Regions from separate parts of the Mus musculus genome. Here regions 1, 2, 3, 5, 6 and 7 are each linked to region 4. A link is a loop called in an ENCODE intact Hi-C map of the cell type or tissue named here. Cell type or tissue: heart. All regions are shown on one strand.

The links. A loop is a pair of places that touch in the nucleus more often than their neighbours do. Peaks named below come from ENCODE experiments on the same cell type or tissue, not always from the same donor. Only the 100,000 strongest peaks of a DNase experiment are listed, where the experiment ranks them.
Region 1: it touches region 4 in a loop (3-fold over the local background); 16 of 42 quality-filtered maps call a loop at or near these places.
Region 2: a loop joins it to region 4, with 2.7 times the contacts of the local background. A loop is called at or near these places in 21 of 42 quality-filtered maps.
Region 3: it touches region 4 in a loop (7-fold over the local background); 28 of 42 quality-filtered maps call a loop at or near these places.
Region 5: a loop joins it to region 4, with 5 times the contacts of the local background. A loop is called at or near these places in 14 of 42 quality-filtered maps.
Region 6: a loop joins it to region 4, with 2.7 times the contacts of the local background. A loop is called at or near these places in 7 of 42 quality-filtered maps.
Region 7: a loop joins it to region 4, with 2.5 times the contacts of the local background. A loop is called at or near these places in 9 of 42 quality-filtered maps.

Annotation. Positions count from the first base shown.
Region 1 is chr10:3,532,617-3,536,616 of GRCm38, reverse strand. All of the region lies in intron 2 of Gm30033 (a long non-coding RNA gene), which reads right to left. Among named protein-coding and RNA genes, the nearest start is that of Iyd, 5.7 kb to the left of the region's middle. In heart, a CTCF peak has its summit at 2,085 (motif pointing left); no DNase peak of the experiment used is centred here; H3K4me3 peaks cover 219 bases; H3K27me3 peaks cover 1,098 bases.
Region 2 is chr10:4,035,534-4,039,533 of GRCm38, reverse strand. The region is part of intron 16 of Mthfd1l (methylenetetrahydrofolate dehydrogenase (NADP+ dependent) 1-like); the gene reads right to left. Among named protein-coding and RNA genes, the nearest start is that of Gm40591, 52 kb to the left of the region's middle. In heart, a CTCF peak has its summit at 2,251; a DNase peak (open chromatin) is centred at 2,253.
Region 3 is chr10:3,994,709-3,998,708 of GRCm38, reverse strand. All of the region lies in intron 7 of Mthfd1l (methylenetetrahydrofolate dehydrogenase (NADP+ dependent) 1-like), which reads right to left. It also overlaps the pseudogene Gm16074. Among named protein-coding and RNA genes, the nearest start is that of Mthfd1l, 24 kb to the right of the region's middle. In heart, CTCF peaks have their summits at 2,071 (motif pointing left) and 3,246 (motif pointing left); a DNase peak (open chromatin) is centred at 1,978.
Region 4 is chr10:4,331,408-4,335,407 of GRCm38, reverse strand. All of the region lies in intron 2 of Akap12 (A kinase (PRKA) anchor protein (gravin) 12), which reads right to left. Among named protein-coding and RNA genes, the nearest start is that of Gm40592, 23 kb to the right of the region's middle. In heart, a CTCF peak has its summit at 1,827 (motif pointing right); DNase peaks (open chromatin) are centred at 927 and 1,987; H3K4me3 peaks cover 1,782 bases; H3K27ac peaks cover 2,380 bases.
Region 5 is chr10:4,078,240-4,082,239 of GRCm38, reverse strand. All of the region lies in intron 20 of Mthfd1l (methylenetetrahydrofolate dehydrogenase (NADP+ dependent) 1-like), which reads right to left. Gm40591 (a long non-coding RNA gene) reads left to right here. Exons shown (of 5, transcript XR_003948987.1): 4 at 485-878. Among named protein-coding and RNA genes, the nearest start is that of Gm40591, 9.1 kb to the left of the region's middle. In heart, no CTCF peak of the experiment used is centred here; DNase peaks (open chromatin) are centred at 2,179 and 2,879; H3K27ac peaks cover 2,958 bases.
Region 6 is chr10:4,105,567-4,109,566 of GRCm38, reverse strand. Mthfd1l (methylenetetrahydrofolate dehydrogenase (NADP+ dependent) 1-like) reads right to left here. Exons shown (of 28, transcript NM_172308.4): 26 at 3,038-3,190. Among named protein-coding and RNA genes, the nearest start is that of Gm25515, 3.3 kb to the right of the region's middle. In heart, CTCF peaks have their summits at 1,793 and 3,193; DNase peaks (open chromatin) are centred at 1,746 and 3,216; H3K4me3 peaks cover 231 bases; H3K27ac peaks cover 3,511 bases.
Region 7 is chr10:4,162,372-4,166,371 of GRCm38, reverse strand. It overlaps a transcript of Mthfd1l not described here. Among named protein-coding and RNA genes, the nearest start is that of Gm25369, 5.5 kb to the left of the region's middle. In heart, no CTCF peak of the experiment used is centred here; a DNase peak (open chromatin) is centred at 1,501; H3K27ac peaks cover 1,080 bases.

The DNA of each region.
Region 1 (4,000 bases), 800 kb after region 4:
AATTCTCCTTTTGAAACAGATGCTTTTCTATGAAAGAGCTTAGCCTCAGGCAAGATGGCAAAGGAGACAACAGCTGTGCTTGCTGAGTTGTAGCAACAGTTACTGATACTACCAGGTGGCAGATGCTTGTCCTGTGCATTTTCCCTGGTGAGCCTGGCTTCATGGTGGAAAATTACATAACATGCCTATCTTTCTTCCACCCCTACCACTGGCTTCTGAGCCTCATCTCCCACCCATGCATGCTCACAGCATATCACAGCATAGCAAAGGAGGGTTCCTGTATGGTCTCCAGGCTTGGCAGCATCCATGTGCTGTTTGTTTGCTCAAGTGGTAAGGAAGCCCATCAGAGCAGAAGGGGGTGGGGAGTGCCTGGAGCAGTGGTGACAGGAGCAGGAGGAGACCTTGATGTAACAAAAACAGAGGAGCCACATGTCTAAGTGCTTTCTAGAATTGACTTTCATCAATAATAAAACCAATGTTTTGGTTTCAACTCTGTAACTTCTGAGTTGGGTCTGAGTTCCAAGAGAAAGGGACATGGAGTGCCCTGAGGTAGACACACTTACTGTCCTCATGGTGGAGAAGAAATCAAACCTTGAGAGATGAGCAGCATCCTTGAGTGCCTTCATCACAGAACAGCATGCTTACACTGGACAGGATGGTTCAGATAGCATCATCCTGAAGTTCCCAGAGTAGAAACTCCAGACCTCATACTCCAGTGTCTCTTGGAGGGATGTCTTAGGGAAGGACTTTCTGTATTTTGGACAAAATGCTCAGCTTTACAAAATAATCAAACAGGGTTCCCAAATGTTGATTGCTCTTCAATCCTATTAGTATTGTATAATCTCAAGGAAGAACTCATTTTCACGTTTATTAAAGAGGACAAAGAAAACTTCATTCAAAACACAGCTCCAAGCAATGTAGATAAAAAAGATTGGCTTCAGCATCAAATAGAGCAAAGACAGGTAGGGATTAGATACCAAGGGGGGGATGCTGGGGGTCAGTGGATGGAAGGTAACTATGGAAACGGCAAGGGGGGTGGTTCTCCTTTGTCCTGCATAACAGGCTGTCAGTAGAAAATGGGCCAGGGTGATAAGGCATTAAGAACAGGGTATGAGCAATCTGATTAGGTATTGAGACTGGAGAATTTTTTTTTATCAAAACTGACTCAACAGTATTCTTGTCCAAACTGGGCTAAACCAGCTGATGACAGAGCTTGGCCAAGAAGCCTGTATCAAGTTTTTCCAAGGAGAGTTCCATCTAGTTTCTGCTAGTGGATATGTCCGTCAACAAGTGACTTTATTGCCATGGAGACAGTTACTGAGCAGCCCATGCTTGCCTGCATAAGTGAGTTCCCTTGGGTCAAGGGGAACCCTTGAGTGGTAGTTGGGCTGGAACGCTCTTGTTAACACCCTGACCAGCAGGCTGCATTGTGAACCCCAGAAGTAACAGACAATGATGTCATCCATGCAAACGGGTCCTGAAGGAGCAGGGAGAAGTGGGGTCAGAACACCTGGAAAAGACACTCTTAAAAAAATATCAAAGTAGCAGAATAAGTCAGAAGAGGAATATTTCATAAAAATGGTGCTGTTCTAGAAATTCAAAAAACTAAAACATATCATTCAAATATACCATTTATATTATATAATTATAGTATAAAAACATAAAAAAATAAAAGAAACCCTTCCCACCCCTGTGTCAGTTCTCATTGTGTAGAACAACAACAATAACAAAAGTTTGTCCCAATTGCAAGGCACACTTCTCCCAAGCGAGGCTCATTTTTAATACCCTTTCCCCACTGCACCTCTTGAAACAACCCAGGTCCACATTAGTGGTGAGCCAGGACTGATACTGTCTGCCTATAAAGCAAGAGGCTGAGCATGTCCTGTCGTTCCTACTGGAGCAATCATAGTCAGAGATGGCCTGACTGCCCAGCGCAGGCCGCCTGTGAAAATAAATGCATCGGAAGCATTGACATAATCACGGTTTCATTCAAAACAATCACTATTTAATATTAAATAAAGAACTCCACATAAACCTCAGCTTTTTACTGGAGAAATACTGCCATCTACTGGCCACATGTGGAACTACTTGAGTTCTTGGGTGCCAGTTCGCGTTGTTAGAATGGCTTTTACCTGGCTAAAATCTGTCAAGGAGGTGGCATAGGATTAGAACAAGGTGATATTGAATATGGGGATTTAATGAAGACCTTAAATTTAGAAAGAGGATGTGGCAAATCTTACGGGGTCGGGTAGTAACAAGGGCAGTACTACCACAACTCAGCCTGCTGGGTTTTAGTAGAAGGCCAAATGGGGAAGGGGTGACATGGTGGGACCATACTACTCAACTCTCCTGAGGCAGCCCACTGAATTACCAAACAACCTTAGGCTCAGATCTAGACAGTCTTGAGGGGCATCCAATCCTCAGCCATCCCTTAAGGGTGGGCTGAATGAACTGTTGGAACGGCATTCCCCTGCCCAGTCTTGCTTCTGTCTCTCCTGACACCAACAGCTGGCCCTGACCAAGACCTGTGTTCTAACCCTTACCTCAGGGGCTAGAACAGCCCTCTTCCTGTGGAGCTAACACCCACAGGGTAACCACAAAAAGGGGAGCAAAGCAATGCATGCTTTTCAGGGTCTGCAAGTGCAGTCGACCCTCCCCTGCCAAGCCTTCTGCATCTCCACCTTCAACCAACCAGATCTAAGATATCTGGGGAAAATATCACCCATTGTGAATTTGTACAGGCTTTCCCTTGTATAACACAATTATCAGGGTAATTGTTTATATAGGATTTGCATTGAATTGGGGATTCTAAGCAATCTAGAGGTTTTAAAGCATACACAGAGGTGTGTGGGCTGTGTGTAAAAAGAGTGTACCACTTGCATAAGGGGCTTGAGCAATCTTAACTCTTAGTAGCCAAGAGGGAATTTCCTGGAACGTCCCTCACCCCCAGGACCCTGAAGGACAATTGTTCTAGGTGCAGCTTAGGGGAGACCAAGAAGCATTGGTGGGACTTGGCTAGGGTGCTCGGGAACACCACTCTAAGGACAAGATGGTGAGACCGAGAACTAAATGAGAGGAGTATCAAAGAAAGCTACAACCCACACTAGTGGCCTTTGCAAAGCAGCCAGAGTGAGTCTAAGTGCAAGCCCTATTGGAGCTGGGGCCTTCCCTAAAGAAGCTTGCAAGCCCTGTAAAGGAGATGGATTTTATTCTAACTGGGCTGGAGGACTTTAAATCCTACGACACTTAGTCTAATTTAGCTTTTAAAGAAATTGCTCATGATCAGGCATGGTGGTGTAAGACTTTAGTACTGGTACTTGGGAGGCTGAGACAGGTGGATCTCTGAGAGTTCCAGTCCAGCCTTGTCTACACAGTGAGACACTGTTTTTTTTTTTGGGGGGGGGGCAGAGGTAGAAGAAGGACAGGGGAGAGGAATAGGACACACACAAACACACACACACAGACACACACACACACATACACAAGGGAGAGGGCAGAGCATTACTCTTCTTGCTATTGGGAATTAAGAGGGAAGTAAAAGTTCAACTCAGGGCTGGGGCAGTGGCTCAGTAAAGTGTCCGCTGCGGAAGCATGGATTCCCAGGACCCATACAACAAAGCTTGGGACAATAGCACTGATCTGTAACGCTAGAACCATCAAGAGATTACTAATACCTGGTGGCAAGAGGCTGAGTAAGGAACCAGATGCCAATCTCAGGTTTTCTCACACACACACATTCACAGTTACGTGCACACACACTCTTTCATACACATATACTCACAACCCAGACACACAGATTTGCATACACACACACACAAAAAAAGATTTATATTATATACACATAACACACTCTTTCATATACATACACACAGGTTTGTGTATATGCACACACACTCTCATACACTCACACAAACAGACACATACACACTCTTCCATATACATATGCACACACAGACACAGATTTATGTGTATATATGTATCTATATACACACACTCTCAT
Region 2 (4,000 bases), 300 kb after region 4:
GCCTGCACGGGAGGAAGGCAGGCAGTGGGGCTTGGGGTGGTCTCCTTTACTTGTAACTTGTCCTAAGTCGTTTCTTTAGCCCATGGTGTTGGTGGGGTTCACAGAAACACCCAGAGTTCACCTGAGCCTTTAACCAATCCCAGCCAGGAGCCAGAGCCCAGGCACAGGTGCAGGACCACGGCAGGCCCAGTATTTGGCTTCCACAGAAGCTACGGCATCCTGATGTCAGAGTGGCACTGGGCTCGTGGTGGGAAGCAGACACCAGGGACTGGCAGTGAACAGGACTGGTGGCCTTGGCCTGTGATGGAGAGATGGACATGTGGGGAAGAGGTTTCTGGGGTGTTGGGCTCCCTAAAAGACTGGAGCTTTGGGGTGTTCAATATTTTAAAGCCTATTTCTTGTCCTTTAGGGGATAATACATGTCTGGAGATACCCCCTCCCCCCCCCCCCCCCGCCCCGCCCCAGGCCAGTGACATGTTTCCGGAATAATCCAGTGTCTTAACCTTCACGATCATTGCCTAGGCTATACTAGTTCTTATTCAAAGTCAGAAAACGCTACCTGTACCTTCATCCATGAGGAGTCTTCATTATTATACTAACCCGTTAATCGGAACAAAACTACTTATCAAATTTCAGCCCGAATTCCTCTGGCCCAGGTGGCTTGTCCTAAGCAATAAAGTTTGCTTCCCTTTAACATTGCAAACAGTAATGTAAGTCTGTATTTTTCTGGGATAACTCTTAAAGCTGTCACTTTCATTAAAATTGATTTGTAACCGCAGAACATTCCAGTCCTTTCCTGTCTTCTCATGGAGAAACCGATCGCACACCGGCCCTCCCTGAAGAGGCACTATGCGGTGATTTCTGAGGCCGGGGCCGAGGTGCGAGGATGCCAGCTGGTCTGAAAGTTTCTCTTTCAGTATGGTTAAACCTACACTAATTTCCATTGCCTAATTTTTCATTTTACCAAAAAGGCCCCTTAAGCCAATTTACAGAGTAACACGAGCTCAGAGAGGCCTGGGAAGGCTGACTACACATTTTGCAAACAATGGTGTTTTAACAACAGATCTTTCTGGTTAAAAGAAAAAAAAAATGTAGAAAAAAAAAAATAATGCCTGGCAAAATGCTGAAAACACTCATGTTAGCTGTTTAAAATACTGTTTGTTGGTCTATTTTAGACTTGTGGTATATACAAATCATGGCTCCCCTGCAAAGGAATATTCTAGAGTCACTTAAAATGACCACTGTAAATGTTGGGGATATAGCTTGAGGGTGAGGTACATGTTTTGCATGCCAAAGGTTGTGGTTTAATCTTTAGCTCCACGAGAAATAAAAAATAAATGAAAAAGAAAAAACCAACCTAAGAAAGAGCTAACAAAGTAGAATGTCCTTAGGATGTAATTGAATTGGGCAGGAAATAAAATTCACACACACAGATGGTAACAGAGCTAAACAGAAAAATCAGATGTACCAAAAACTATGATTAGCAGTTATTAGTGTTGTGAAATGTTTCACTTTGACAAAATTCTTTACATTATTTGTTTTAAAAAAATAAAATAGATCCTTGCAAGAGTGCTCAAGGGAATTTTAACTCACTCTTAGAAGGAGACAAAACCACAGAGAGACAACATAACACAGCTGCTACCTTCGAAGAGTCACAGGGAGGCACTTCTGAGTTTGCCTGCGTTCACATTTCTCTCAGTGGAGCCTCCCTGGAGGGAGACTAGTATTACTACAGGCCCAGCATCCAAACTCCAACCCCTTTTGGGTGTTAACATAATACTGCTAGTGGAAAAACCCTATATCCTGAAACAGCTCCATGTACAAAGTTATTTATTTATTTTTTAAAATCTATAGCATATCCTTCAGGCTATGTGTGGAAGACGTAAATATAATAAATGAACTTTGTGTTTAGACTTGGCTGTCCTTACTGCGCTATCTGCCCAAACCACCAAATGTCTGGAGTTTGAAACACTGCTGGTCTTGGGTGCTCGGGATCAGGGCTACGCCACCCGGGCTATGCCACCCGGGCTATGCTGGGAAAACCTAGGAAGCGGTTTGTGTAAAGAAGCTTGGTCTTTGTCTATTGGCTGTAAGATCTGCTGCAGGGAGACACTCAGTTCTTACTGGCTTGACTGAATGGGGTATTGGGGAAAAAACTCAGGAAGTGAGGGATGGTGGCTAAACCTGGGAGGAAGACTAGCCTGGCCAAAAGGCTGGTGAGAGGATGAAACAGGCCCTCTGGTGGACAGAAGACAGAAACTGGGCACCAAACTAGTCCTGAAAGACAAATTGCTTAATGGTGATTTTACTGCCCGGGTGGGAGCACCAAGGCTGCTGACTGAGGAAGCAGGAAGCCACTATCTCTGCATTAGGAACCTACTAAATTAAGGAATGGAAACGGAAGCATGAGAACGTGCTGATTCAGGCCTTGGTTAAATATATTCTAAAAGAAGATGGGAGAATGGGGGCCAGGTCTAAATATATGTCATCTCATCCTTTCTGCGTCCCATAGGTGTGACTGTCACACCTCTGTAAAGTACGGACACCATCAACTCCACGGACTCCAGAACACGGAGCACCAACACCTGTTCGAGGCCACATAGCTAAGCAGGGTGGTGGCCATTCTCTAGGTCAAATTCCACGGTCAGTCCTTTGCCCACTGTTCCATTGAAGTGACCTAATGAGAGTGCAGGAAAGGAAGGGATGTCCCTGCTGAGAGGGAGGCAGGGAAGTCTGGAGAGGGCACTGAGCCACCCTGCAGTGTGACTGCCAGAGTGATCCGCACCCAGGACCCCGCTAGAGACACTTGCCAGCCCTGGAGAAAAAGCTTATGCTGTAAATGCGACCTAGAGAGCTCAGAGCTACTGGGGAACGGGTAGAGAAGACAGCCAGGCACGGTGGCAAGACATCTTAGAGGATTAAGGCAAACCCAAGGATGGTTTCCACTACATAAAAAGCTCCAAACCAGCCAGAGCTCTACCTGGAGAGTTTGCCTCAAAACAAGAGAGACTGGGGAGATGGCTCGGTTGATGAACTTTCCCACATACCATGAGAGGCGGGGTTTGATCCCTAGTGCTCCATCAAACCCAGCAATGCCCCTGCACCAGGGAAGAAGAGTAGAAGGAACCTTTGGGCTTTCTGGCCATCCGGTCTGACTGTGGGTTCAGAAAGACACTGGATGTTAGCCTCCGTGTGCACACACACACTCAGACACACTCATGTCCACCCTCCCAAAAAACCGAAAACCAAACCCAAAAAAAACAAAAATTAGGAAGAGGGCTGAGGGGTTGCACAGCAGTTAAGAGCACTTACTGCTCTTGCAGAGGACCCAGGCTCAGTTCTCAGCACCCATATGGTAGCTCACAACCACCTTTAACTCCAGTCCCGGGAGATCTGACGTCCTCTTCTGCTGTTTGTGGGCACTGTACATATATGGTGCATACACATACATGCAGGCAAAACATACGATTAAAAAAATAAAGAAGGGGCTGGCGAGATGGCTCAGTGGTTAAGAGCGCCAACTGCTCTTCCGAAGGTCCCGAGTTCAAATCCCAGCAACCACATGGTGGCTCACAACCATCCGTAACGAAATCTGATGCCCTCTTCTGGAGTATTTGAGGATAGCTACAGTGTACTTACATATAATAAATAAATAAATCTTAAAAAAGAAAAAACGTATGCTTTATCCCCAATTCTTTCCTCCCCATTACCCCCAACCCCATTGAGATCCTGAATGTAACAAGTAAATAAGGAATAATATAAAATATTATTTTAAAATATTCTCTTTTAAAAAGTAGAGGAAGAAAGCCAAGCTTGGGGGAAGAGAACTCACAGAGACAAGGAGTAATCTTGCCTTAAAAACAGCAAGAGGAGGGGAGAGAGAATTCTCCCTACACAGTTGCACGAAGGCTGGGTTGCTCTGTGGTATTTAGCCTTGCATCTGCCCATCAAGAACCTTCTCACTGAGTTCCCACCACAGCCCGTCCTCAGCCATTTGAAA
Region 3 (4,000 bases), 340 kb after region 4:
CTAAAAGCAAGCAGCATACTGATTATATTTGTTTACAGTGTTGCCCTACATGTGAAAAGATCAGTTAGTAAAATTCAGTGACCCAGTCCACTTGAGGCTGGGAGTTCCCAGCTCTATCTATCCCTATCCTTACACACACACACACACACACACACACACACACACACATCCACCCACTCCACAATACATTTAGAAATTTCTGCTCACTTTAAAGCCCCTTTATTAGGCATACTGTGCGCTAAATTTAAGCTATGTAATAATGTAGTTTGGGTTCAAAATCTCAGACATAAGAGTTTGAGTCTTCAAATGTGAAAGACTCATGTTTTCTTTTTTCTATAAATACTGTTGTTGTTTTTAAGTGTCTCTGTGAAATGAAGAGAAATGAGACTCCCAGAGAAAAATGAAATTCAAACCCATCTCTGACGTCTACACCATTTCTTCCGTATGCAGCTGGGATCCAGTGGACTCAACCCAGCTGGAGGTGACTCCAATTGCAACTTCCAGCTGTTCTCTGTCCCCGACTTCAGTGTGACTCTCAAGGGAGCAGAGTCTGCAGTGCCCAACAATTTCTCTCTTCCAAGCACCGGGGTCCGCTTGCACATAAGCACCCAGGCAGAAGCATCTCTTGCTCTGGATGGCGTTGGGGACCAAGGTGAGACCCTCAGTGGGGAAGAGGGGACCAGTCAAATTCCCAACAATAGGATTACACACATGCAACACACATGTAAACACACATGCCTTGTCTGTCTGATCTGTCCCTCTGCTGCCAAGGGACCTGGGAAGATACACTTGTGTGGAGAAAAGTGAGAAAAGGCGGGGCTGGGGTGAAGGGAGCCCCTTGGCCTGACTAAAATGCATATGGCCAAGACCTGGGTCTACACTCATTAGCACACAAGCAGCGTGGACAGCCTTCAGCTGACCCCCCCCCCCTTGCTCTGATATCTGTGCAATGCTCAATGCACCTGAAAGCGTGGAGCGGATGCAGGGCATTACCTTTCAGTTTCATTCTCCAGTTCATTTACTGTTACTGTAACGAAACACCCGAGACTGGAGATTGGTTGAGTTGGTTTCTAGTTTTTCAGGTTCAAGAGCTTGGTGCTGGCTTCTGCTTAGCTCTATTGAAGGCCTCTGTGGTGATGTGAATGAGAAGGGCTCCCATAGGCTCATAAGTTTGAGTACTTGAGCCTGGTAAGGTGGTGCATGCGTGCTTGTATCCCACATGGAGGAGGTGGAGACGGACAGACTCCCCAGGAGCTCAATGATCAGCCAGAACAGATTATCTGGTGAATTCCAGGTCAGTGATGGACACTGTCTCATAGGGCAGATGGCTTGTGAGGATAACACCTAAGGTTGTACTCTTGTCTGTACACACACCCACCCATACACACACACACACACACACACACACACACACACACACACACGCACGCACACACAGGCACACACACACACACACACACACACACACACACGCATGCGTACACACGCGCGCGCGCGCACACACACGCACTCATACACATCAACACACATGCGGCCTCTGGGCTAAAATCAAGTGTTTCTGATTCTCCACGATTCTGCCGTCACGTGAAGGAATAAGGAGGAAAATGCATAGCAATTACTGAACAGAAGCTTCTGAGATATGCAGAAAACGGAACGTTCACCGTCTCCATATTCTCCAGAAAAACCACTGCTTTGGAATCCTCTCAGAGTCGGGTTGAGCTTCACTCCACAGAAGCCTCTAGGTGATTTACTTTCATAATAAAAAAGGACTTTTAAAAAATGTCTTTGTTTTTCAAAAAATACGGATACAACCAGCCAAAGTCTCCGGCCAGCTGTGAAAACATCGAAGGCATCTTCTCTGCCTGCCGCAGCTGTCCAACACTGGGCAAGGCTTATTTTCCTCTTCCACGACTGCTTCCAAACCAGAAACTCTAGGTCTTAGCGTGCAAAATAGGGGCTGTAACTCAGTCATAGCCAAGCTAAGCAAGCACAAGGTTTGAGTCTATGAGAGAGGGAGAGGCAGGGCGAGGCAAGTCAGTTGTTCTTGAATTTGCTTGAGTAGGCTGCCCCCGTGTGGCGACTACTGAAAACATACACAGGTTTCTTCCACGTGTGTCAAAGAGCGCATTCTTAAAAGCAGCAAGACCCCTGCCCTCCGTGTAGGGCTCTCTAACCTGCCCCTTACTCCCTATCCCTTAGAACAAGTAATATGTATTTTTAGTTATCATTCTGCATGTAGCAGCACTCATTATTCTGGGACAAGAGTATATTCCAAGACCCCTGACCGGTTCTGGAAGCCAGATTATACTAATTACATCTAGACCATGGGTATCAGACCATGGTATGTAGACCGCGGTATACAGGCACACGTATAACTGCACTTTTTCACACAAAGGAAGCCATTTAGAGTTTCTCTTTGGGCTTCTCTGCTAGATCCAAATTACCAGCTTGACCACTCTCATGTCTTGGGGTTCTTATCAATTAAAGCAATGGTTAGCTATCACATTGCCACACTAGATCGGACCCAACAGAGCCTCTGAGTGACAAACAGGTGGGTAGGCTCACAGTGTGAAGCTATGCCAGACAGAGATAATTCACCTCGGGTGGGATGCAAGAGTGAAAGCACGGGAGGTTCAGGGGTTCACTGTACCACTCAGGATGGTGCCGTCTATAACTCCAAGAGCTTGCTGTGGCATTTCCCACTGAATACCGGCAGGCGCCACTGATCCCGGTAACTGACAGAGAGCTAGAACTTCCAATCAAGACTCTGCTGTCCCTACTGTATTTGATGGAGTCACTCACTACATGAGGATAACACAAATCGAATGTCCAGATTAAGAAAACAGGCCAAGGGGGCCATACCTGATTTTAAAGCAATTTCTTAAGATAAAGAAACAAATGCAGGGCTGGAGAGATGGCTCAGTGGTTAAACACACTGACTGTACTTCCAGAGGTCCTGAATTCAATTCCCAGCAACCACATGGTGGCTCACAACCATCTGTAGTGGGATCCTATGCCCTCTTCTGGTGTGTTTGAAGATGCTACAGTACACTCATATACATAAAATACATAAATACTTCTTAAACAAAACAAAACAGAACAGAACCCAAATGCTTGGCGTTGGAAGGATGGTTCAGTAATTAGGATTGCTGGCTGCTTTTCTAAAGGTCCTGGGTTCAAGAGTCCCAGGACCCACATGGAGATTCACAACCCTCGGTAACTCCAGTCCAATAGGACACAGCGCCCTCTTCTGGCCTCTGAAGGCACCATGTGCATGGAGTGCACAGACATACACTCAAGCAAAAACAAACAAACAAAAAAAACAAGCCACGTTTCCTTTCTGAATATATATGTTCTAGTAATGTTAAAGTCTCAATTAAAATGTATAAATAAACAATACCTCCAAGCTTATATATGCAGCCAAAGCTAACTTTGAACCAGTCTCCCTGACTCAGCCTCCTGAGTACTGGAGTTACAGTCATGGTCACAGTGCCTGGCCAAGTTCCTTCTTCATCCCTTTCTCATTGAAGGCAGTCAACTGCTACCCCAAAGGTTTAGATGTGGGACTCAGCCTGGTAAAGAGCTTGGCTAAGATGACAATCACCATCAGGTTAAGGGTTGATGGTTGGCAACCTTTTTGCTCCAGTTTTATACTCTAAAACGGTTACTCATGAGTATCAAGAATAGCAGTTGGGAAGTTTCTCTTAGTGATCTTTTTTTTTTTTTAGTTCGAATTGTTTTATTTCCATCTTTAATACTAGTCCAAAACAGACTGATACCTATGAGCATAGCTTAAACGGAACAAAGAAAAGAGTTAAACTATATACATTAAGAAAAAAGGAAAGAAAATCTTTTCTATACCACTCTTTCCTTATTAATGCAGTTTCTGATTAGAAGAACACATCTTGTTCTCAGTTTAATTTAGGATGAAGTAATAGAACTTTTATGATCAACTTCATAAACCGTCCTTGAGGAGAAAACACATTTTTAAGTGGGTGTT
Region 4 (4,000 bases):
TGCATTCTGAACGCCTGGCGTAGACTGCCCACTTCTAGAAGTTGGCATAACATTACAACTCACACAAGTAGAGTCCTAGAAAACAAGCATGGGAAAAATAATTATTTTCACTACCTTTTTTTTTTTTTTTTTTTTTTTTTTTACTAATACTTAAATGGCATTTCTTCCCTTAGGTTTAGTAACTATGTATTATGTATTAGTATTATGGCTAATACTAACCACGTATGACAGAACTAAACTAAAATATTAGCCTGATACACGACTTCACTCAACGTTCTTATTTAATGAGCTCTAGGAAGCACTGAACGCTTACAATTTCTCAGACATAGGAACTTTTAAAATTAGACTAGGGCAGGTTATCCACAGTGAATCTGATGCTGATTCAACTCGCTAGCTGCTGTGGCTTCTCTCAACAGCACAGCCCCCACTTCTCTAAGGGGACCGGATAAGGCTCCCAACCAGATGCATTGTCCCGTGAGCGCTTCCAGGAAGATTTTGGTTTAAATAAAAATAAAATGTGCGGTTCATTGGTTTCCGAGGGGCTATGGAATGCTCTCCATATTCAATTATCTCTCCCTACACCGGTGAAAGTGTAGGGAGAGATAATTGAAAGCTAATAAAATTCCAGCCACACGGCTCACCTCTTGAGACTCTTCTTCCAGAGTCACATCAGCAGGAAGAAGAGTCACCAGTCTTACCTGTGATGGTAATAGTCCCCAGCATATTTAGTTACAGTTTTCGGCCTCTTACGGCAGGAAGTCTCCTTCTCCTCTGTCTACTCCCGGCTAACCAGTGAGATGAAAAGGAATGCAGTCCTCAGAGCATCAAGGAAGCTCTCCAGCCCTGGAGGTGCAGCAATGCGCACTGGAGAAGCGCTTCTCTGGCTAATTATAGGACGGCCCCGCCCACGCCGTAGGCCCCGCCCACAGCCAGCCAGCCCACACCTCTGTCCGGACTTGGCTGCACCACCCGGGGAAGTCACGTGCCCCATTTTACAGGGCTGGTCTCTGTGCCTGGTCTGTCGCGACCCAGGAGAAAGTTTTAAGTCTCTGGGGTGAGCCAGACCCCGAGCATCAATATTTGATCCAAGCGGTGACTTCATCCCTGGCACCGACTCCTGCATCTCAAACTTTTAAAATTATGTAAAGGCAATAACTGCACAGATATTAAATTCTCCGATTTTTAACGCCATTTTTAAAGGTGGATGAGGTGCAAAGCGGCATTTCCTTTTTAAAGCCCATAGTATGTTGCCAACCGTTTCCTACACTCCGGTCAGCGTAAAGACCCACAACTCTCTGCGATCCCAGGCCTTTTGCAAAGGGTTGTCACAAAGCGAACTATCTTTAGCATTTAACCGAGACAACTTTCTAAAAAGCAGAAATATCTGACCTTTGGGTCTCTCTACTTTTCGTGGTAGAAATGAGCTAAACATTGGGTTGAAACTTCACCAACACTCTCCTCCTGTTACAAGCGTATAGCAAATAAAACAGCTGCATTAAAAATCCAGGCAGCCCAATATTTCTTTTCTGTTAATCTTGAGATTGTTTCTCTACAAAGACACAAGTAATAAATGAGCTGGATCTTCAGTTAGGATAGGTCCAACTGGCCTGTTGGAGCGAACCACCTCTCCCCACCCCAAAATAAAAGGTTATATTATTGCTCTTCTCGTCAGACTTGAAGGCCTTGTTCATGACTACTTAGGGAACTGGAGCGGGGAGATCGGTGCGGGAAAAAGAGTAGACAGAGACAAGCGACATAAAAAGGGGATTAAAAAAATTTTTTTTGAAAGAAAGATTTCAGACATCCACGATGGTTGCTGCTTCTTGCCACCAGGAGGCACAATGCACCACATTCCAGCCCAGAAAGAGCGAAAAAGGGACAACTCCTGGGCAATCAGACAATGGTTACACATATCAGCATTACAAAGATCCAGAAAGGCTTCCCAGCCAACGCCCAACCTGGCTTTGAGTCTCGGCAAGCCAGGCAATGGGTCTTATCCTGGTTGGTTAAGATCTGGGAGCAGACATTTGCCCTCTGCATTCCCAATAGGTGGGGTTTCAGACAACCCAGACATCTCTCTTCCCACCATCTATTCCCTGTGTGTAGATCATGGATAAGAAGCCCTATATGCAGGGTCAGTGGTCCACATTAAACTAGACACTTCCCCCACAGTGTCCCAGGATCCCTGAAGGCCCAGGGAACTAAGAATACAGAACCACTTCCCAGTATTCAGTTGTAGACAGCACATGGCAGTCACCCCACTCCTCTGTGGATTCGGGTTTACATAACTGCATCACCAACACCTTCCCTTCTGACCCCAAATTCTAACAACAGCGACGCCACTTTGATAGCTAAGGGGAAAATTCACCAGATACAAAGCAGACAAAACACTCTTTTAAGAAAAGGCTAAGTAAGGCAAGATCTTTGCTTTCATAACACAGGTGACAATACACTCCTCAAATGAGGTTCAAAGTGAGGCAGCTAAGGCTCAAAGACAGCACAATGGATGCTGTGCTAGAGGCTGACCCTCCCAGCACACAGTTATCTGGAATCACTACCTCCCTGTGTAATGAAGAACAGGGAGTATATATAGCCGTGACCATCAGCAAGTTCCTCTGGGGCTGGCCTTAAAATGGAAAACCATCAATCAGGACAGAGGCAGAAGGAAAGGTCAGACAGAGGGGTCACTGCAAGGGCAGGCACCGTTCCCTTGACATTACTCCTTTCCACTCGCGTGAAAGGAGACGTTTTAGAGCCAGGCATCACCACCTAAAACAAAGATGACAGAATATATGCCCATCACTTGGCGGAAGATTGCTAGGGGGTGTTTTCTTAAATCTGCATGATCTAGTCAATAAATATTTGCCAAGGTCATGCTCCACTTTTGTTGTGCTGAAATCCACTGGGCGCTAATCAGATATTATGGCCTTAGGATACTTAGTTGAGAGTGGCAACCCCTGGGGATACAAGGATAGAGCTAGCCTAAGAGAAGAATAGGGACTCCCTAATGTTGAATACAAAGAAGCAGCATCCTGGGGCAATGTCTGGAAAGAGTGATTTGGGAACTCAGGGGTGGGCTCCTCATAGCTACTGTTACTTACAGTTCATGTTCATGTTCAGAGGCCCAAGACAGCAAAGGAGAGCTAGAGATGCTAACCAGAAATGCTAGTTAACAAGGAAAGATTTCTACGGACATCTTAAGAACTTTGTAATAACACAGTCTCAGCAAGGAAAGCAGACAGCCAGGAATGGTGTACTTGTGTAATTCCATCACTGTGGACAGAAGGCTAGCCTCAGCTACATAATGACTTTGAGGCCAGCCTGGGCTACATGAGTCTCTCCCAAAAAATAAAAATTACAGTAACAGGACAAACAATCTGAGTACAGCATATAACTTCTTTAAGATATACAGAGATGCACATAACAGCACACACCTGTAATAGCAGCACTTAGGTAATAGAGGAAGATCAGGAGTTCAAGGCTACCCTCAGGCCAGCTAAACTATTGGACCACATTTCAAATAAGCAAAGAAAGAAAGAAACAGACAAGAGATGCAAATGTGGGGCTAGCGGGATGGTAGCTGAGTCATTAAAAGAGGATGTTGTTCTTGCATCCAGCACCCATCTTTTTTCTCTGCTCCCCCCCCCCCACACACACAGGGTTTCTCTGTCTAGCCCTGGCTGTCCTGGAACTCACTTTGTAGACCAGGCTGGCCTCGAACTCAGAGATCCACCTGCCTCTGCCTCTCAAGTGCCACCACTGCCCGTCAAAAAATAACTCTGTCTTTTTTATTTTATTTTATTTTATTTTATTTTCATTTTTATTTTGTTTTTTTGAGACAGGGCTGTGTAGCCCTGGTTGTCCTGGAACTCACTATGTAGACCAGGCTGGCCTCGAACTGAGAGATCTGCCTTCCAGCACCTATCTTAGGTGGCTTACAACCATAACTATAACAACCGTAACTCCAGTTCCAGGGGATCTGATATCCTCTTCTGTACTT
Region 5 (4,000 bases), 250 kb after region 4:
TATTTTAAACTATATATACACTTAATTCTTGCTTTTTCTTTTAGCATTCCATACACCTATTTTTATAGAATACACATAATTCTATAGTCTCCTTTATCTTAAAAGTATAATTTTATTTCTGTACTACAACCTTTTAGAATTTGTGATTACAAAAACAGAGTATATAATTTAATTAGGGTGACAAAATCTGTAAAACAGTCCCCCTGTTACTGAACAATTGGGCCGTCACCAGCATGTAGAAAGACACACTGAATTTGTGCTACATATGAGCTTTAATCTCTTTCAAAGTATATTCTCAGAATAAATTTCCAGGGGTAAGGATACGGGCAATAGACATAAAACATCTTTTATGACCACTGATACGCATTTGACAAGTCAATTTTATGGTTTGAAATTAATGTTTTAACTTACTATAGAAAAGGATAGGTTTCATAGCTTCGCTCTCCCTGAATTTTTTTTTTTTAACGAATTTTTCTTTGCAAAGATTTATAGCAGAACAATTGGAAGAATACCCCTCCTTTTCACGGCAGATGGGACCATTCTCATGACTCCATCTATTGTGGGCAAAGTTAGAAGTGATTTCTACTCCCCTGCAAGGAGGTCCTGAGAGGCTACTGTGAGGAGGCTGTGAAGATAAAGCTTAAGATGCAAAGGCGATTCTAGGATGCTGCAGATGTGAGGACTACAGAGAGAAAGAGAGATTGGGCTAAGAAGAAGATTTCTCTTTCCCCGCTTCTTGACTGTGGATGCAATGCCACCCACTCCTGCTACCAGCCTTGCCCACCATACCGTGTGGACTACAGCCTCAAACTGGGAGCCAGAAGAACTATTTGTTTTGATGTTGCTTTTCTCAGTAGTTTATCACAGCAGCAGGAAAAGTAAGTAACACAAATACCAAGTCCTCAGATACCTACTCAGAGAAACAGGATTTCTTTTATAACCACTCCTCTGCTTAGTATCAGCTGCTGTCTTAACTCTCAGCATGGTCCCCTCACTCTCCTCCATTCATAAGTTTGCTGTCATCTTAAGGAGAAAAAGTTCTGATCATCTTTACCATGAAGCCTTAAAGCTTTGCTCATGTAAACCATCCCTGCTCTGTCTCCCCCCACACTTCAGGGGCAGGGAAGGTACTCAGTTTGGTACAATGTTTGCATAAACATAGGAATGTGAGTTCGATTCCCAGAGCCCATGTTCTAAAAAGCCAGGCATGGTAGCTTATGTTTATAATCCCAGACTGGGAAGGCAGAGGCAGGTCGATCTCTGGGGCTGGATAGGCAGCCAGTGTAGCCTTCATTGTTCAGTTTCAGACCTATATGACAGTGTCTTCAAAAAGGGGAAGGGTGAGGTGGGTGACACTTTGAGGACTGACACCTGTGGTTGTCCTCTGACCTCTGCACACATTCACATCCCAAATGTATACAAAGATGCACATATGCAGGAACACACACACACACACACACACACACACACACACACACACCCCTCATTCTGTAGTAGCATCTAGCTACCAAGTTTCCTAAAACAACCCTACTATATTACTATCATCTCTGCTGTTCTTTCCCACCCAGAAAATTCCTTTCTTTCCTTCCCTGCTTCTTAGACACAGCATCTAAACCCCAGTCCAAGGGCTTACATCCTAGGAGGTTGCCTGAATCTCAGGCAGGGGAATTTCCCTTCTTGTCCTCGTGGGCATCTTCCACCTCTGCTGTTGTTTTTCCCCGCCCCCATTCCCAAGTTTTGCATCCACATGAGCCCAGTCTGCTAGCTCTTCCTTAGAGGAGAGGACAGCCTTACTTGTCTGTCTCTAACACCTAACACAGTCCCTGACATAAAAGTGCATAAACGAATAGCGTGCGATTCAACAGCCGATGCAAAGGTCACAACTCAACAGGACAGACATTAAAAATAGGAAGAAAACCATGTCTGTCTTACCTACCCTCTTTCTTCCTTACAAAACTGTTTTGACAATTTTAATCCTAGATGCAATGGTGTAAACGCCACTCGCATCTGACAATGAATGAGATCATCGCCTCGAGTGTCTAAATAGAGAAATTAAGATCAATTCCGTTCTTTAAGACACAAACTGGAAATAAACAAGAGTGGAGAAAAGAGAGCTTCAGCTAGGGGAAGGAAGTGGGCGGCGGCTGGGAAGGCTAGCTGCCAAAACGCTGTGCAGGAAACGGAAGAGCCAGATTCCCAGGCTTTGAAAGCCGCTCTGTTTTCTGAGCACGTGACCATTCTAAGGTCATTTGTCTCCAGGCTGCAGGCTGCCAAGGGAGAAGGTGAGCTGATGGGTGATCAGCCTTTACTAAAGTAAAGCAAGAAGCGCTTTGCTAAGGCACCAACAGTGACTAACTTGGAGATTGACGACTGCAGGGTTAGCCCCACCCCATGGGCCTTGATAAGAAGCCCACCCTTGTGAGAAAGGACAAGTTGCTCTTCCTGTAGGTTTCACTTCCTCACGACTTCCTGAGAATGACCAACAAGTTAAAACCTCCACGGTGACCTAAAAGAAGCAATTTATTCCCTTATCTTACTTGCTATCCCTAGTAGAAGGTTCAAGAGCCAAGCCAAAGATCAATCTCATATTGAATTTAATAGACATAGCCTTAAATCATGAATCGAGTTTGCTTAGCATGACTTGGCTTTCCTGAAAAGCGTGGAATGCAGGTTTCGGAAGGCTGCCTATTTAAAAGAGGCTTGTGATAAAAATTATTTGTGTAAGCCTCAGCCATGATTTGTCTTGGCAATCTCTTTGTTACAGCTCTTTCACTTACAGCATGAATGGAAACAGGAAATGCTGACGGATGGGCTCACTGAGTAAGCACAGGCATGATCCTGCAGGATGGCTTGATTCAAATGTCAGAAACCTACAAGCAGCTCAGAAAAGGGGCCGGGGGCATTGGGTCCCGGCTAGGAGGGACTTGGAACTCTGGGTGCAGAAGGAGGTTGAAGTGCAGGCAGCTGTCTTGGCCATGACAATCCCCAAGAGCACTTAAGAGTCCTGGTGTAAAGATCATAGAGAAGGAATGACCAGGACGGCCACAAAAATGCGACAGAGGCATGCCATGTGCTCTCTACACCACCCCTGAAGGAGGGAGTTTGTATTTGCCAAGTTTCCCTATGTTATCTCTGGCTCATTATATACAATGAAGAAACAGGGTGACAACTCTCAGATTTCAAAGTACACACCATCTTTATTAATATTACCTTTTTCTAGAGAAGTCCTGTCAGATACAGGTTCATAAAAAGCCTGGAACTGTGAGGAATTTTAGGATGACATTCTTAGTCTTTTTCTGGCTCCTAAGCCTCAGGCACCTTCTGGAGATCGGACGAGGAACCCAGTTGTAGATCCGGGCTCCTCTGTTGCCTGGACAGGAGTGGCTCTGACTTTCCTGCATGTTTTGTGACCCATGACACAACGCTTCTCAATAATTGTGTACGTCTCGGAATTTTGGAAAAACTTTCACTTTTTTTCCTCACTTGACAAGTCCTGAGCCTCTACACCTCTGTGGCGTGCCTGTGCAATCGCCTGTAGGAGACGTCCTCATTTAGTGATGAAAGCAAGCCCATAATTGCACTTATCTGCTCTAAAGTGCCCCATGAGCAAGCAGCATGGCTCTGCCTGCCTTCTGTTTTCAAAGTCCACATTCTGCTCCTCCCTATTATCTATCTACCTCCCCCTTTTCCCTTCCCACCAAACCCCTTCCCAGCAAGCCTCCCTCCCTCCTGTCTTGTTACCATTTTTATTATTTGTCTTGGGGCCCACTTCATTTCATTATGATTGCTTGCACAAGCAATGGTGACTTAGCAGTGCTATACCACCTAGGAATAAGACTACCTCCTCTGAAGCAACCATTAACCGCTTATGGTCCTTTTGGGTGGGGCTGTCACCAGCCACTATTCCATCCGTGAGGGAATATTGATGTGGCCTTTTCTTCTCGAAATGATTTCTATACTTCAATTCTCCCCCTTCCCCCTAGACAGGGTCATACTATGT
Region 6 (4,000 bases), 230 kb after region 4:
AATTTATGTTCCAACATTACTTCACATATATGGCTTACAGAGTAAATAATATTTCATGCCAAGTGATTAAAGAGGCTTTGTAAATAATTAAAGGCTGAACCAATGTGATAGGACAGAGAACACCTGATATATATATCACGAATCTCTTTCATCATGAGATTATTTTTTGAAAAGTTACACAGGCTCTTGGGTTTATTGGCTATTATAAATCACCAGCTCCAAGGAATAGAGTAGTTTATAAAATTTGAGGTTGGGAAAATTATAAGAAAGTATTTGCTCCTTCTGCCCCTGCTCAAAAAAAAAAAAATGCATTTGGCAAATGATTTCTTAGGAAAAGAGGCACTGAGGTGTGCACTATACCAGTTGACAATCTTTTATTATTTCGTAATTTTCAATAATATGTTGGGGAGAATATGTATATGTAATGTCATCCTAAAGAAGCAGGGGCACCCAGGAATACGTTCCTTAAATTCTTTTACAATAATTAATTTTGTGTATGGGTGTGTGCATGCATGTGTGGCATTCTGTGGACAATTTTTAGGAGCAGGGTCTTTCTTCCTACCATATGGGTCCTTGGGATTAAACTTGGGATGTTGTTAGACTTGGTAGCAAGCATCTCTATCCACTGAGCCATCTTGCCAGCCCAGGAATGCATTTTTACATAGGGACAAAGAAAGTGACTGTAGAAAAAATACTTGGCTACCCTCACACATCCAGAAAGTCTTCGGGATGGTGAGCCGAGGGGTTTCTATAAAAAAATCAATCGTGGGGAGGTGAAATGGGCCAGAGAAGCCTCCACACTAGCCATTAGAAAGTGTTAATCAGCACCAATTAAAGCAATTACCAAACAGAATGCGATGTGACAGCTCAGCCCCAAAAACACAGGCGACAGCTAGGCAAGGAAGGAAGTTCAGGTAGGTGTCCAGCCGCTAATACCCAGAAGGACAAAGAGGTGACGCCTTTCCAGCATTCCCCATGTGATTTCCCAACACCAGTCAAGCTGACCCCAGTTACCACTCGCGGGTGGACTGGCTTATGCTGGAATTCTTTGTTTTCAAGACTTAAGCAGCAGCAGAGGTACAGAAGGGCTATCTGCCTGCCTTCAGGACACACCAAGAGGGGACCTGCCCCTGTGTTCTAAAGCTCACAGTGTTCTGTCCATGTTGGACATTTATTTACCAGAGTCTCTGTACCAGAAACCCACACGGGAGGTAAGGGACCGCGTTCTTCCCCATGCATGCTGGAGGTACCATTAATGACTTGCTGAATAAGAGAATGAATGAATGAATGAATGAATTCTATTGAAGAATGGAGAACAGTTCTGATTGTGGACGTCAGGGAGTGGGGATTGGAGGTTAGCCTTGTATCTCAGTATCTCCGATGCCTGATAGCAATTGAATGTGGAATGACTAAGCATAACATTGCTTCATCCAGCTAGAATTTTCCCACCTGCAGGGGTCAGTTCCCTGAGTGTCATCCCGCCCCCCACCCCCCATTCCTTCTCCTTAGTCATCCCACCAGGAAGTTACCACAATGTCTCTCAGAGGAGTGATGAATGCTTGATGCATTCCAGCAAGTCTGTGGGAGGGCCCAGAGTGCGGACAAAGAAAGTAAATTCCACCCTTATTAGGAGATCCTGGCCTCCTGGGGGAATTTGCCCAGCTTGCATATGGCTTCCTGTACTGTCACAGAGTGCCTCCAAGTGACAGTGTCCTGCCTTCCTGGACCCCCTTTACTTAGGCCTCACTTCCTTCCTGATTCCTCAGGCCTGATTTCGGGCAGGCAGGGACACTCCCTCTGTCCCTGAGAGCAGCCACCAGGGGAACTTCTGCGTTGAGATAACGTCACTGATGGCTCACTCCAGGAAACCTGTGAGTAGCTGCTGCTGCTCCAGGACTGTTCCATGCATTCATTTATTACAGGTCATAAGTCAGAGAGCCAGGCCCAGGAACAGGCTGGGGGAAAGAGTCCACGCTGATTTTACAGGACAGCTTTGGTCTTAGCCTGGCCATGGAGGTGGGGGTGGGGTGGGGTGGGAGATTCACCACAGGACCATCTTCCTGGCTTCATCTATGTTTCTAAGAGACTTATTTCCTATGTCCCGACAACCTTTCAAATGAGCTAACACTAGACTCAATTCTGTCTACCAATCAGCTTCTTCCCTATGTTCAGGGTCACAAGGTCTCTCTCTCTCTCTCTCTCTCTCTCTCTCTCTCACCCCCCCTCTGTCTCTCTCTGTCTCTCTCTCACTCACACACACACACACACACACACACACACACACACATAAGACAAGGTCTCACTATATAGAGCACGGACTCAGTATGTAGATTAGACTGACTAGTCTCGGACACACAGGGGTCTGTCTGCCTCTGTCTCCTCAATACTGTGATTAAAGGTATACACCACTGGCTTTTTCTAATACTTTACTTAATAATAGTGTGACTCCTGAAAGCCACTACACTAAAATGTTTCCTTTTATGTTTAAATGTGAAATGTCCCCACTTGACAATTTTATATTATTTCATACTTTTCAATAACATGTTGGGAATAAGATGTATGTGTAATGTCATCCCAAAGGGACACACAAGATGTGTTGAAGAAGGAAACAGAGGGTGGGCCACTGATTCCCCCTCACCCCTGGGGTAGCTGTTAGGGTCCTGGCTACTGTGAGCAGCCAGCCCCAACTTGCCCATAGAAATACAATATCGTAACTCTGAGTTGCAGCAGAAGTCGGTCACTGGGCCACACTGCTGCTGAGTCAGCAGACAGATCTTGAGACCACTCACTCTCTTCTCTCTCCCAGAAGGAAATTCACTTTATGCCTCTGTGGCTCCTGAACACATGATCTGAAAATAGAAGGGCCTGGCCCGAGATGGCAGAGGTGTATTTTCACCCTGTTATTGGTGGAAGAGTGCTTAGAAAACCAGCAAAAATTGTCAATTCCATCCTGCTGTGTGATTCGTAGAGTTGGCAGAGCATGATTAAGACGTGACAGCAACACAAACTAGGAATAGCTTTGAGGTCTGGTACTCACCGTTCCCACCAAAGGATAAATGAACCCAGCCCCGATGCTGGCCCGGACATCACTGATGGGCAGAGTGAAATCCCTCGGCACTCCCTTTTTGTCAGGTTCATGAGAGAGAGAGAGGTGGGTCTTCGCCATGCAAATGGGCAAATTTCCAAAACCCTGCAGGAATGAAAAGGAATTACTTTCTTTGCCATGAGTGCTGGCTTCGTGCACTGGATCTTTGTTTACACGAGCTCTGCAGCAATTGTGTCTGGGCACAGACTCCAGCAGGTGAGGCTAGTGGGCGTGGCTGTTTGTTCAGCTAGAAGCTGAGGGAGGACAAGACCTCTGCTCTTAAGGCCATTATTTAGCGGTTGTGAGGTTTTTTTTGTTTACTCTGAAGGTTCTCCTAGAGAGGAGGCACTTGCATTGTGTGTGTGTGTGTGTGTGTGTGTGTGTGTATAAGCAAGGCTATTTTTAGACACAGCACTGGACATGCTGTAGAAAGCACTTTCCAAGGCTATTGATATCCAGGAAGGAGAAAGGTAACCAGAACAAGGCTCCTGATGAGGCTCTTAGGGCCATTGTTCTGCCCTTCTTGGGGTCTGCTGGGAAGCAAAGGGCCCTTTGTGCTGGCTCATGAATCATGGCTATTTGATCTGCGATTACATTCTAGGAACTAAGATGAGGTCACTTTTTCAGCTTCTTTTATTTTTAAGGACCAAAGTCTGTGCCTGACCCAGAATTCCAAAGGTGAAAGGGGAGGAAGTCACGTGCAGCAACTTACAAAAAGAACAGTGTCTGGGAAGGATGCTGTAATTACACAGCACATAGTGTTCCTTCAGAGACCTTACTAATTAATTGCAACCACATACTTGACACTAATGCTTAAGGAATATTCCCGTGGTAGACAGACAGATGACAGAATGTAATTGCTTATGATTCAACATACAACTATTTAGAACATTTTAGAGCCATATCAGTTGTGGG
Region 7 (4,000 bases), 170 kb after region 4:
GAGCAAAATAAGGAAGTCTATGCTGCAGATCTGGCTCAGAAAAAGCTGTAGGCTAGTTTGATTCTGGTATTCTTCCTATTGACCAACCAAGGAACAGCTAAGATTATGGGTTGGAGTCCCCCAGCCCGGAGCCCGCCTCATCCACCTGATAGCTGCTCATGGGAAAGTCGACAAAGTTCTCTGGGTCTGGCTCCCTGTATCTCAGAGGAGGCTGTCTATATCCCAGTCATAGGCCCTTTGTGAGGGACAGCCTGCTGATACTACATGTAAGAGAAACCCTGGCATGAGGCAGACACCCAGTAAATGGCAGTTGCAGTTGAATCAAGAATCTCACTGCTACTGGCAGCATGGCAGGCATTCCTCGTTTTATAAAGGAGGCTTACTCACAAAGGTGACTTACTCAAGGCGGCTTCATTAGCTTGAGTTAGAACCCCATAAATAGAACCATAGCTATCCCGGGCGGTGGTGGCGCACGCCTTTAATCTCAGCATTTGGGAGGCAGAGGCAGGCGGATTTCTGAGTTCGAGGCCAGCCTGGTCTACAGAGTGAGTTCCAGGACAGCCAGAGCTACACAGAGAAACCCTGTCTCAACAAACACACACACACACACACACACACACACACACACACACACACCAGAAACATGGTTAATCAAACCCTGGCAATAATGCTGCTAAGCACAGAGAGACAAATTTGTCTCTGAAGAATCAAAAAGCAAAAAGCTTGGATAATTAAAATTCTAAAGTTTTTGATGCTGGAAGAGGAAGTTACAAACTCCCAAGTCTGTACTTTGGAAGCAGAGGCAAGTGGTTGTCTGGGATTGCAAGGTCAGCCTGGTCTACATAATGAGTTCTGGGCTAGCCAGGGCTACGGAGTGAGATCTAGTGCGGTGTTCTTCTTATGGAGGCCTTCTTCCTCCCATCTGTCATTGGAACTGTTAGCTGTTCTTAGTCATTTTTTATTTTTATAGAGATTTTTTTTCCTTTTAGACACAGGGTTTCTCTGTGTAGCTCTGGCTATCCTGGAACTCACTGTGTAGACCTGGTTGGCCTCAAACTCAGAGAGATCTACTTGCCTCTGCTTCCAAAGTGCTGGAATTAAAGGCATATGCGCATCACACTGCCTGGCTCGCCCTCTCTCTCTCTTTTAAAAGTGATTTCTAAAACCCAGTCTCTCATTTGAAATAATGCAATTTTGTTCTGATTGCAATAATAGTTTGAGGCTGGAGAGATGGCTCACTGGTTAAGCGGATGTACTACTCTTGCAGAGGACCTTAGTCTGGTTCCCAGCACCCACGTTAGGAGGCTCAACCATCTGTAACTCCAGTGCACATACCCAACCCCACCCGTCCCTAATTAGAAAATAAGCAATAGCTTCCTATGGACACTTATCTCTGTAGTCCCTGCCAATCCTACAAAGCATTCATATCACTGGGCGGTGTGGAAGCCACGTCCTTCTCAGGATAAACATCTGCTCGAGTGTAAAGACAGGAAGCAAGGAACTGGGTTTGAGTCCAAGTCTAGCCTTGCCAGTTGATCTGGCACTGTTCTCCCCAAGGAGATCATTCCTAGCCGAACTACCGCTAGCTTGGTCACGTCTGCTAAGTGAGAAAGGAATTTAACATTGGAACAGGACTTGGGGACGGAGCTCAGTGGGTACACAAAGCCCCTGGTTTGTTTCTTTTTATTTTGATGTTTGTATTTTTCCCTTGTTGTTGTTGGTTTGTTTGTTATTTTTGTTTTTTTTCTAAACAGGGTTTTCCTGTGTAGCCTTGGCTGTCCTGAAACTTGCTCTGTAGACCAGGCTGGAGCTTTAAATTGAAAGAGATCCACCCGCTTCTCTGCTTCCTGAGTTCTGGGATTAAAGGTGCGTGCCCAGCACCTGGCTTATTCTGGTGTTTTGAGTTTAGCCTTAAACTCACTATGTCGTCAGAGATCTCTATAAGGTTCTGACCATCTTGCCTTTAACTTCAGAAGTGTTGCAGTTACAGGTGTGCACCACCCTGCTATTTGGTTAGATTTTTGGTTTTGTTTGCTTAGACTGATCTCAAATCTTCCCACATCTTCCTCTTGAATGGTGGGATTACATACTTGTACCATCAACTCGGCTGTCAATTATATTCTTGGCCATGTATTTTCAATCTTTTCTTCCCCTGTTATTTTGAGGCATGGTTTCCATAGGTAGCTGAGGCTGCCTTGAACTCCTGATCTTCCTGCTTCTACTTCTTAAATGCTGAGATAAGATGCTTGCAGTCACTGTCCTTTACTATTTCTTTAATATTGAAAAATTAATGAACTTATGGTGGGGGGGGGCATGTTTATGGCACAGCGCAGAAGTAAGGTCAAAGGGCAGCTTGCAAAACCTGATTGTTTTCTCTGACTATGAATGAACTCGGGTCGTCAGTGTTTGGGCAGGTTCTCTGCAGAAATAGAACCCACAGTTATGCAGTTCACAAGACAGGTGTCCCAGGCTGTCATGGGAAACCCCAGAAAGTTCCTGGAGAGCCGGTGGTCCCTATTCCCACAAGGAAAGCTTGGGAATTCTGATTCTGTTACCTGGGAAAGCGGCAGCAGCTGCCACGGGGCAAATCAAACATGGCGGTAGGAGGCAGGGCCAAGCAGGCAACTGGAGAGATTAAAAGGGAGTTTATCACAGATGCTGCCAGAAGGTGCTGCACAGAACTGGGGTGGGTCAATCAAGGCAATTGGGACAATTTTTCGGGTGAGGTTTCCTACTCAAGAGTTTCTAACTTGCAGCAAGTTGATATTAAAACCTTCCCAAGTACCTTGATGAGCCAGGTCACTGACCCTGTATTTTTAGTTTTATAACACAATAACACACACAAACACACACACACACACACACACACACACACACACACACACTAATTGACTGTGAAACCCTATTAAAATTTCAGTTTAATTAGGCTGAATCAAATTGATTATAACCAGTGATTATTAACCTTAAAAGTTTGTTATTTTTCAGTATAGAATAGAGTTTATTTAAGGCATGGGCATGGGGGTGGGGATTGAAGGAGTAGAGACAGAGAAAGGCAGAGAGAGAGGGGGGGGGGAGGAGAGGCCAGTCATGAGCACATGGAGAGAGAAGGGGGAGGGGAATGGGGAGAGAGATTGAAGAGGGTAAGCAGCAAGAGCAGGAAAGAGGAGAAGAGAAGAGAGCAAGAGTGATTAGTCCTTAAAAGTTTTTCTGTTTTAGTGCCTGGCATGGAGCCTGGGCATGGCAGAGACAATCTGGCAGTTGTAGCTTGGTTCCTTGGGCATGCACTGACCGGAGGCCTTGTAAGGGGTTGTACTGCTGTTCACGCTATGGTGATTTTTAAATTTCCCCCCACTCCTTTGTTTATTATGTAACCCTGGCAGCACCCAGGTTTCGAATACACAGCAATTCTCCTGCCTCAGTGCTGGGATTACATGTCTATGTCAGCATACCTGGCTTCTGTAGTTAAGGCCAACTTCAAATCATCTGTGGAGAGGTGGCTTTTCCCTCTCAGTTTCCAACTCCTCCTGGAAGCTGCTGGGTGGGTCTTGGTCCAAGCACCTTAACGAAATTTCATCTCTCTGAACACGTTTATCCCAACCTGGATCCAGGCTGCAGTAAGTGCTCAGTGGGGTTGAGCATGGCTCTAGGGTCAGAGAGACCATGCTGAGACCCAGAAGTGTCACTTGTAAGGTCTTGGGCCCCTTGTGAGGTAAGGTCCCCTTATTGTGCAAGACTCAATTTCCTGAACTATAAAATGGGAAAAAATATGAACCTTGTATTTACTTCTGTAAATAGTATGTGTAAAATGTCTGAATGGTTGGCAGGTTATCGTTCAGTAATGTTATTTATCAGTAATGTTATTAGGAGGCACTAAGGAAATAGCTGTCCATGGACATCGCTTGCTTCCTGCTTCCTGTTAGTGTTTGTAGGCCCTGAGCTCTCTGTGCAGACTGCTCCTGGTATGCAGTCTCTGGGTATCTGTGGAATCAGATACCTGTGC